Linked DNA regions of Homo sapiens: region 1 is linked to region 2. The links are chromatin loops, found by intact Hi-C in ENCODE. Cell type or tissue: B cell. All regions are shown on one strand.

Evidence for each region. Hi-C counts contacts between places; a loop is a spot of excess contacts. Peaks named below come from ENCODE experiments on the same cell type or tissue, not always from the same donor. Only the 100,000 strongest peaks of a DNase experiment are listed, where the experiment ranks them.
Region 1: it touches region 2 in a loop (21-fold over the local background); 8 of 110 quality-filtered maps call a loop at or near these places.

Annotation. Positions count from the first base shown.
Region 1 is chr2:169,875,014-169,880,013 of GRCh38, forward strand. UBR3 (ubiquitin protein ligase E3 component n-recognin 3) reads left to right here. Exons shown (of 39, transcript NM_172070.4): 3 at 778-936; 4 at 2,481-2,624; 5 at 3,512-3,561. Among named protein-coding and RNA genes, the nearest start is that of UBR3, 50 kb to the left of the region's middle. In B cell, no CTCF peak of the experiment used is centred here; no DNase peak of the experiment used is centred here.
Region 2 is chr2:169,526,314-169,531,313 of GRCh38, forward strand. FASTKD1 (FAST kinase domains 1) reads right to left here. Exons shown (of 15, transcript NM_024622.6): 14 at 4,274-4,388; 15 at 2,195-3,613. The coding sequence ends at 3,512. Among named protein-coding and RNA genes, the nearest start is that of KLHL41, 19 kb to the left of the region's middle. In B cell, CTCF peaks have their summits at 2,095 (motif pointing right) and 2,302; a DNase peak (open chromatin) is centred at 2,128; H3K27ac peaks cover 321 bases.

The DNA of each region.
Region 1 (5,000 bases), 350 kb after region 2:
CTCTATTTGCCTGTTTTTTTTTTAGTTTTTAATACAATTATTCATATTTATGAAAAGTTATCTTTCACTTTAGTTGCTTTGACCTTCAGCTAACATGTATCTGTATTTTTGGAATATTATAGGGGATAGGTTATTTGTTATACAGGTTTAAATTTGACATAATACTCTTATACTACTCTCAATGTATTTGAATTATATCTTGTTTTATTCTAGGATGTGATCTAAACTTTTTCTTAAATACTATCTTTTTTTGAAATGATCTTATGATGACATTTATATATGTGGAAGTATAGGGCCCACAGATCAAATGCTGCTGCTTCTTTTTGTTGTTTTTGAGATGGGGTGTCACTCTGTTGCCCAGGCTGGAGTACAGTGGCATGATCTCAGTTCACTGCCACCTTCACCTCCAGGCTTAAGCCATCCTCCTGCCTCAGACTCCTGAGTAGCTGGGACTACAGGCGCGCACCACCACACTTGGTTAATTTTTTGTATTTAAATGCTTCTTACACAAATTAAGTGCTTCATATCTTAGGAGGTCATCTGTGTTTTTCCATCTACTGTTTTCCAAAGGACTGAATTCCTGAGCAAGTCTACCCTTGCTTGGCTAGGTGCTGGGCAGATACCAATTTCTAAACAGAGTTCTTGTATTGACTTTTTTGATTATAAAATACTATAATTTAAGCCATTATAATTTTAAAAGAATAAATACTGTTATTTTTAGTAAGATATTTTAAACAAAATTACCCTTATTTGATTTTTTTTCTTTTTTTCTTTTAGCAGCTGATGGACCATCAGAAAAGGACCTTAACAAAGTCCTTCAGCTTTTGGAACCTCAAATTTCCTTTTTAGAAGACCTGACTAAAATGGGAGGAGCAATGCGGTCTGTTCTTACTCAGGTTTTGACAAACCAACAAAACTACAAAGATCTGACTTCTGGTGAGTAAAATGTTAGAAGAAATTTATAGTTTTCATATCTTACTATAATGATAAGAAATTGAGTCTTTTAGAACTTAAAGGTAAATTGTAGAATTTTCATAGAATGCTAAAGCTGGAAGTTATTAAGAGAACTTCTTTTTTTTTTTTTTTTTGAGACGGAGTCTAGCTCTGTCGCCCAGGCTGGAGTGCAGTGGCGCAATCTCGGCTCACTGCAAGCTCCGCCTCCTGGGTTCACGCCATTCTGCCTCAGCCTCCCGAGTAGCTGGGACTACAGGCGCCCGCCACTACGCCCAGCTAATTTTTTGTATTTTTAGTAGAGGCGGGGTTTCACTGTGTTAGCCAGGATGGTCTCGATCTCCTGACCTCATGATCCGCCCGCCTTGGCCTTCCGAAGTGCTGGGATTACAGGCGTGAGCCACTGCGCCTGGCAAGAGAACTTCTTGTTTTATGGATGAGGAAATTGAGCCCTAGGAAAATGAAATGGCCTGTTTAAACCTCACAATTAATTTATGTTGGAGTTGGTACTGGAACCTAGGTCTCCTAACTTTTGGTGTGACATGATAATTATGCTCTGCCTCTCTTTATTGTATTGTATTGTATTGTATTGTATTGTATTGTATTTTTTTGAGACAGAGTCTTGCTCTGTTGCCCAGGCTGGAGTGCAGTGGCGTGATCTCAGCCCACTGCAACCTCTGCCTCCTGGGTTCAAGCGATTCTCCTGCCTCAGCCTCCCGAGTAGCTGGGATTACAGGTACCTGCCATCATGCCCAGCTAATTTTAATTTTTGTATTTTTGTAGAGACAGGGTTTTAACCATGTTGGCCAGGCTGGTCTTGAGCTCCTGACCTCGGGTGATCTGCCAGCCTTGGCCTCCTAAAGTGCTGAGATTACAGGCATGAGCCACCACGCCCGGCCCTACGTCTCTTTCTTTAAACGCAAGGCTGAGAAGTGATCCCCTTTCTTTAACAGTAACAACCATCATGTCTATGTTTTCACTTTTGATATTTTAAGTTTTTGTGTTGTATCGCCTAGGATTTTCTAATATACAGCTTAAGTTATAAAACTTGGAATTGTTGAATGGTGTATTGTTATACAAAACATTCATACGCCTTTCCCAAGCACTCTGCTTTCGATAACTGCATGCTTGGTATTACGAGAGCACAGACTGTCAAACCAGAAGGTGAATTCCGCTACATAATTATTATCTACCATATTACCTCTCTGACTTTCTTTACTGTAATTTTCAGGTTCCTTTAAAGTTCGGATCATGTCTTATTAATTCTTGTGCCCCACATTCCCTTGGATATTTTAGATGCCCACCTACTTTGTAGATTTCATTATTTGGTATAAACATGCTGTGTATTCTCGGATTGTTAGTGCTAAACATAAGCACAAAAGTGTTATTTGAAGCTATCTTATATTATTCATTCTAGGGCTCCCACTCCATTAGAATATTCACCTATTTATAGATACTAGTTAATGAAAAGACCATACTGAGATTTTGAATGGAATATTTTTTTCTGATTTGAAGTTTGTTTTAATTAGGTCTTGGAGAAAATGCTTGTGTAAAGAAAAGTCATGAAAAGTACCTTATAGCTTTAAAGAGCTCTGGACTTACATATCCTGAGGATAAGCTTGTATATGGTGTGCAGGAGCCATCTGCTGGTACTAGTTCTCTGGCTGTTCAAGGTTTGTCTAAATATTTAATTTGAACAGTTGTAACTTTTCTGTATTAAAACCAAAAAAACCTCTCAAACTTTACTCATTATTGAAAAAAATTATTTTGAACTAAAACAGTATTATTCTTTTTAAGAAAAGTAATAAAAGTAGTAAAAATTTAGAGGCAAAAAAGAATAGATTGACCAAAGAAGAGAATGCATTTTTCTTAAATGGAATTTGATTAGCTTATTAAGGTTCTGGTTCTAACTCATGAAAAATGTACAGTTGCTATTCAAGAGTAGCCCAAAACTTTACTGCCTCAATATTTTAGTAAACTATGGTTTAAAACTAAAAAGAGATCCTTCTGAAACACCATTTGTAATAACTGTATTAAATCTGAGTTTTCACTGGAGAATTCCTATTGAAGTATCAACCTATTAGGTCCAAACTTATTTGAGATAAATGTTGGAGGCTGGGCACGGAGGCTTATGCCTATAAATCCCAGCAGTTTGGGAGGCCGAGGTGGGTGGATCACCTGAGGTCGGGAGTTTTGAGGCCAAAATGGCCAACATGGTGAAACCTCGTCTTTACTAAAATACAAAAATTAGCTGGGCGTGCTGGCAGGCGCCTGTAAGCCCAGCTACTTGGGAAGCTGAGGCAGGAGAATTGCTTGAATCTGAGAAGTGGAGGTTGCAGTGAGGTGAGATTGCGCCACTGCACTCCAGCCTGAGCAACAGAGCGAGAATCCCGTCTCAAAAAAAAAAAAAAAAGTTGGACTTTGCCAAGATAACTGTTAGAATGAGGTGTCCTAACGTAACAAAACTTAGCTTTTTGATATTTGTATTTCTCAGAATAATTTGAAAATAAAGCAATATGTAGCAACTATGAAGGACAACTATTTTTCTTCTCCTCCAAAGGTTTCATAGGCGCAACAGGAACTTTGGGACAAGTGGATTCTTCAGATGAGGTGAGATTTAAAGTTCAAAACTTTTTAAAAAGTACAATTTTGTGCTTTTTTATACTTTTTTATTATTTTATACTTCTTTATAGTTCTGAAACTGTATAGATTTGTAGGCATTATGTAGTTTAAGTTTCTCATTCTATAGACAAGGACACTGAAGCCCATAATGGCTTCTGGGAAGCCTAGATCACACAATTACTTAGTGAGAGAACGAGGTGTGTAACTAGATTTTTACTTCTTGTTTATAATTCATTTTTCTTTTTCACAGTTTAAAAGTGGGTAGAAAGAGGTAGAGATTTCTCCTCAGAGGCTATCCCCAAATTTACCCGTATAGTTGTCATATGTACAATGAAATTATTTTTGAAAATTTCGCTAAGTTTAGGATAATTTATTAAAAGACTATGAAATGGAACTGTTTTTCTAATCGTATAATAAAGTTACATTTTACATGTCAGGGATTTTTTTTTAAAACTATGTACTGGGAAAAAGACCATCAATTTGAAATTTCAATTTTTATAGTGTTTATTAATAATAAATAGGAAAAATCATTGTTATATTTCTATATTTTATTACATAATTTATAAGAGAAAAATTGCTGTTATATTTGCTTATAATCTTGTTGCTTATTCAACTTAAATTTTATATTTCTAATACATTTAATTAAAATCTAAAAAATAAAATTACATTTAAACATATATATCTTTTTTCTTTTGGAAATTCATTTTGAGTTGATAATGTAATGTGAATTAAGCCAAATATACTCCTTTTAAAGGGATGATTTCTGTTGTGGAAGTCTTGTAATTGATTTAATACCTTAAAATTTAAATTTTATAGTTTTTCCCCTCTAAAAAGGCTTTCACACAATGTTACATTTTGTGGAGTCTCATTTTGGGCAATTTTCAAGAATTTTCATCAGATTGGAGAGGCAGTTTATTATGCTGTGTAGGAGTCTGACTCTGGAATTAGACTGCCTGGGTTTGACTTCTGGCTCCTTTACCTATTAGTAGTGTAACCTTGGGCAAGTGTCTTAACTTCTTCATGTCTACATTTCCTTATCTGTGAAATGGAGATAATAATAGTACTTATTTCATGAGAATATTATGAGGATTGAATGAGTTAACATATGTAAGCACTTACAGCCCTGGTGCCCAGCATATTGTAAACACTGTATGTGTGTTAGTTAAATAAAATAGAGTAATTTAAAAAACTTATGTAAATGGTTAGCTTATAAATTTTGCTTCTGTTTTGTAACAAAATAACTTCTGAGAATCATATTGTTACAATGACAAATGGGAAAAATTTTCTGATATTTAAAATAGACTTTCAAAAACATATAAACATTATTATTTTAACTAAACTGTAATAATTCCATTTTGAAGATAGGGGAGGGGAATGGTGGAAGTAAGACTGCTAATTCTTCGTATGCCAAAGAAGGAAGTAATTGG
Region 2 (5,000 bases):
ATCAAATTTTTAAAATTTTAATTTAAAACCAGTAAATCACAGTCTTCAAGCCATTAACTACAGCATCTGTGGCAGGAGGGTGAGGGAGCACCCTTAGGAAATGGATTGATTCTTTAAACTGCTGGGACAGCAGTTGGGGTCAGTGGGTGATGTGGAGGAGGAAGTGTATTCACTGGTTTAAATTTTGGCTACACTCCATGAAAGGGCTACCTATTTGCTAAATTTCTGACAGCAAGGAAGGTGACTGTATTATTTCATTTTCTGGGATGTGATATCCTCCATTCACTGTTCCTTCTTAGTGCATATAGTAAGTTGACTCCTCAATCTGCTCATAACCATCACATTCAACTCTGTGCAAGTCATCAATTAATCATCACTTTTAGCCACACACCAACTTATGAGTCTCACATAGCTTTCATAGACATATATTTGACTTCTATCCTTACCCATATTATTTTCTGAAAAACCTGACTTGGGACTAATTTGGAACATTCATGATTATTTGTCAAGGAGTTGCATAAAGAACAGATCTAAGTGTCCATACACCTTTTTTTCTCTACCATAAATACAGAAATATATTTAACAGAAACAAGTTTTATTTTGGGTATTTAAAGTAGAATCCTGATTACTTTTCTATATTGAAAAATACTTTTCTTAAATTATAGCATGAATACAGAATCATGAAATTCCCAAAGTGGAAAATCCTACAGGTTCTTCAACAAATAAACTGTTAGGAAGAGGAAGGGGCACTTATAAAGACAGACTCAAAAGTGTAGAGGAAGAGGGGGCCACAGGGATAATGGTGTCCGGAAATGTACATCTGGGTGATAAAACTGTAAGAAGTACTTACTATAAAATCAGGATTGAGGTTAATTTTAGGGAGAGAATGCCAATCTACATAGATGTAAAATTAAGTTGTAAAAATAATGCTTCTTCCAGGGTTTGAGGATGATGATGTTCTGGAATCAGATATGGGTGATGGTTGCACAAATATACTAAAAACCACTGAATTATACACTTTTAAAGGGTGAATTTTATAGTATGGGATTTATATCTCAATAAAAAATGCTTTTGTTTATAACAATCTAAGTTATTTAGATAGAAAAATCATCAATCAAAAAATAAGAGTATCTATATAAAGAAAACCATTTGAATCAGATAGCCTAGAGCAAGGGTCCCCACCTGGGCCACATAGCAAGAGGTGAACAGTGGGCAGGCAAGTGAGCATTACCACTTGAGCTCCACCTCCTGTCAGATCAGCAGCTACCTTAGATTCTCATAGGGGGACAAACCCTATTGTGAACTGTACATGCGAGGGAACTAAGTTGCATGCTCCTTATGAGACTCTAACTAATGCCTGATGATCTGAGGGGGAACAGTTTCATCCTGAAATCATACCATCCCCCAACTGCTGTCCATGGAAGAACTGTCTTCCGCAAAAAGGTTAGGGACTGCTGGCCTAGAGAGAGTAGGAGATGTGACAGGTAAAAAGTTAGATCATGTGTAACAACTAGTGAAAGTATACCAGGGTTATTCAATCAAGATTTCCATGTACCACAAGTATATAATGACTAAATTTTTAATGATTTATATCCAAAGGAAACCCTTTATAACCCTCATCAGCCTAATCATTTTATTCTAAAGTTGCATAGTAAAATATTTTAACCTATTCAATGGTCTAGTTCTTGTTATCACTTGCTTGAGAAATGGAACACATTTCATGGAAATTAAACACTGAATTTAGCATTTCCACTAATATGACTATGAGGAAATTCAGAAAGAGGAAGAGACAATGAGAAATCTTTCACTTACTATTCTGATTTTGTTTTTCACAAAACGTTTTGTGAAGTTAATATTCCACAAAATCATTAAGTATTGGAGTTCAAATCATGCAAAGTCATTGGATATTTTAAACATGTACTTCAACTAAGCCTAAGCCAAACATCAGTGAAGCAATTTACATGCAAGACACAAATTTTAAAGCTATGCTTATGATTGAAGGCACTCCAGCTACCAACTTATTTTGAGATAGTATGAATTGAGAAGGTCATGGAGTCAGAAGATAGCCACGGTTCAGATGGTCAATTACCTCCACCACCACCAGGTGGCGTAACTGAGAGTAGTTAGGCTGTGGCCTGCTGAGCACAAAACCATCACTCTTAGAGGAAGGGTTGGGGATTATATCACACAGTAGGCCCTTAGTAACCATTTTATTGAATAAATGTGTTGTAAGACAGGGAGAAGCCATTATTCCCTCAATGTGTAGGATTACACCAGGTCAAGATGGTCCACTCAGCTACTACCCCATTTCTTTGCTTCCATTTAGGAGAAAATGTATCTCCTCCCATTTTCTCTTGAACCAGTCAGGCTTTCACATGCACCACTTCAAAACGACTATTTTCAAAGTACTAATGATTTTCATGTTGCTAAATTTAATAGCCATTTCCCATTTGTCATCTTTCCTGACCTATCAGCAGCATCTGATACAACTACTCACCTCCCCCTTGAAATGCTTTATCCACTTGGCTTCTAGGAAGTATTACTTACCTTCCTTCCTCCTACCTCATTGGCCATCCCTGCTCAGTCTCCTTTCCTGATTCCTCCTCTTCCTCTTAATCTTTTAATGTTGGGGCACTTGAAAACTCAGTCCTCAGACCTCTCCTCCATTCACACTCTTCTCTAATCTCATTTTAAGCGATTTCATCTACTCTCATGGCATTGAATACTGCTGACATTTATACATTTATATCTGGGGCCTGGACCTCTTCCCTGACCTCCAAGCTCATTTACTGAATTCTCTATTTGATATATCCACTTAGATGTTTAAAAGACATCACAAACTCAACATATCTAAAACAAACTTGTGATCAACCCCCACCACCTGCCCCCCATCTTGCTCTTCCTATAGACTATCCCCATCTTAGTTAATGCTAATGACATCCTCTTAGTTGCTTAGGACAAAAACTTAGAATTATCCTTGACTCCTATTTGTCTCATACCTCATATCCAATCAGTGAGCAAATTCTGTTGCCTTTATCTTCAACATACATCCAAAAAATCTGACTACTTCTTATTACCTCCACTGCTACCACTCTCTCCAAGCCACCATCCATTGTTGTCTGGATTATTGCAATGACCTCGTAAAGAGTTTTCTTTCTTACACATTTGCCTCATCGTAGTCTTTTCTTATCTCAACAAGGTAGCCAAAGTAACGCAGTTAAAATGTGAATTCATATCATTCCTTACTTGAAAAGCCCCCAATGGCTTCTCATCTCGCTCAGAGTAGCCAAGAGGTTGTATTTGACTCTGTTATCTCTTATCTTTTCTCTTATACACTCCCACCCCACTCCCCACTTGTTCTGCTCCAGCCACACTGGATCCTTTGTTATTCTCAAACATGCCAGGCATGTTCCCACCTTAGGACATTTGTACCTATTTTTTAATTGAGACAGGCCACTTTATTAAAATAGGTCCAAATGTAACACACGATAACATTCATTTTAAATAAAAACTACAAACATGACTTGACTTCTCCAAATATACATTCTCTCAGGTAGTCCATCCGAGCATCCTTTGTTGACAGTGCCATAGAGTTCCATTCAAACTGGGAAATCTGAAAATAAGTAATGTTGTTTGAATGAAAGTTTTAAAGCAACAACAAAAAACATTGAGGAAGACATATAAGCACTACTGATCAAAGCTGTAGGAATCCTATGAAATTAGTTTACATAAGGATAGCCTGTGAACCTCTACTGGAAGCCAAGTGGGTCCTTCTGACATTGCCTAGAATACTTTTTTCTGCTCCTTTCATCCTCCTTTTCCTACAATACCAATGATGGACATTTTTTCCTACATAGTCTTCTATATTCATACCTAGTTGTTTCCTCTGATAACTCTATCCATCTCTACAGTGCCTCTCTCCTTTGTAAGATATAGAAATCATAAGATATGGATATTCTAAAGACAATAAAATAAATGACAACTTTTATTTATTTATTTTTATGAGACAGGGTCTTGCTCTGTCACCCAGGCTGGAGTGCAGTGGGATGATCACGGCTCACTGCAGCCTCAATCTCCTAGGATCAAGCAATCCTCCCACCTCAGCCACCCAAGTAGCTACAGGCATGAGCTATTGTATCTGGCCTGTTTGAGTGATACATTTTAAAAAATATATTTAAAAAGGTAATTCTGGAACTTTCACATTAAAAGGAAGCACATGTACAGCTAGTGTCTCTGGGCTTTTTAGAGGCTGAATTACATGAGTATTTCATACCTGAATTACACGATACCCCAGAATTTCCAAATGTCGTTTTTTCATAGCAGATTTTCCTTTCATGTGAGGGATATTTCTACAAAGTGCTTTTGAATCCAAAAATTCCAAAGCAATCCTACATAAAATAAAAAAATATTTACTCCTAAAATCAGAATAAGAAACTGAATAATTACAAGCTTTTCAGAAACAAGATTGCATCTTTATAAACTAACAAAAGCCAATGAATATAAATGAGTATATCAAGTTATGTTTCTACTAAGAAATTAGTAATTGATGACAAACCTATTTAGTTACACAAAATTATTGTAAATATTTGTCTGCTTTCATCCATTTTTTTGGTCCAATATATATTTACACATGCCTACTACATGTAAACCACTGTGAGGGGTACAAATATGAAGCAACACAGCTTATAGTCTAACAGAGAACACATGATGTATAGTAAGTTACTGTAATGCAGTGTAGGAAGTGGCTAAGTGCTATGAGAAAAGTAGAGAGGTATGGGAGCGCAAAAGAAGATACTATTTTACTTCCAGTGGAGGACAATTCTTTTAGCACTTTAGTTAGGGAGATTGCTAGGCTTTGGACAGAAGAAGGGAGAACATTAAAGCAGAAAGGAGAGGAAAAGCAAAGTTACAAAGGTGGAATGCATGACATATGAGGAACAGATTCCACTACCTTCAATCCTTGATCACTGACTTCAGTATAGTACACCAAATTTAACATT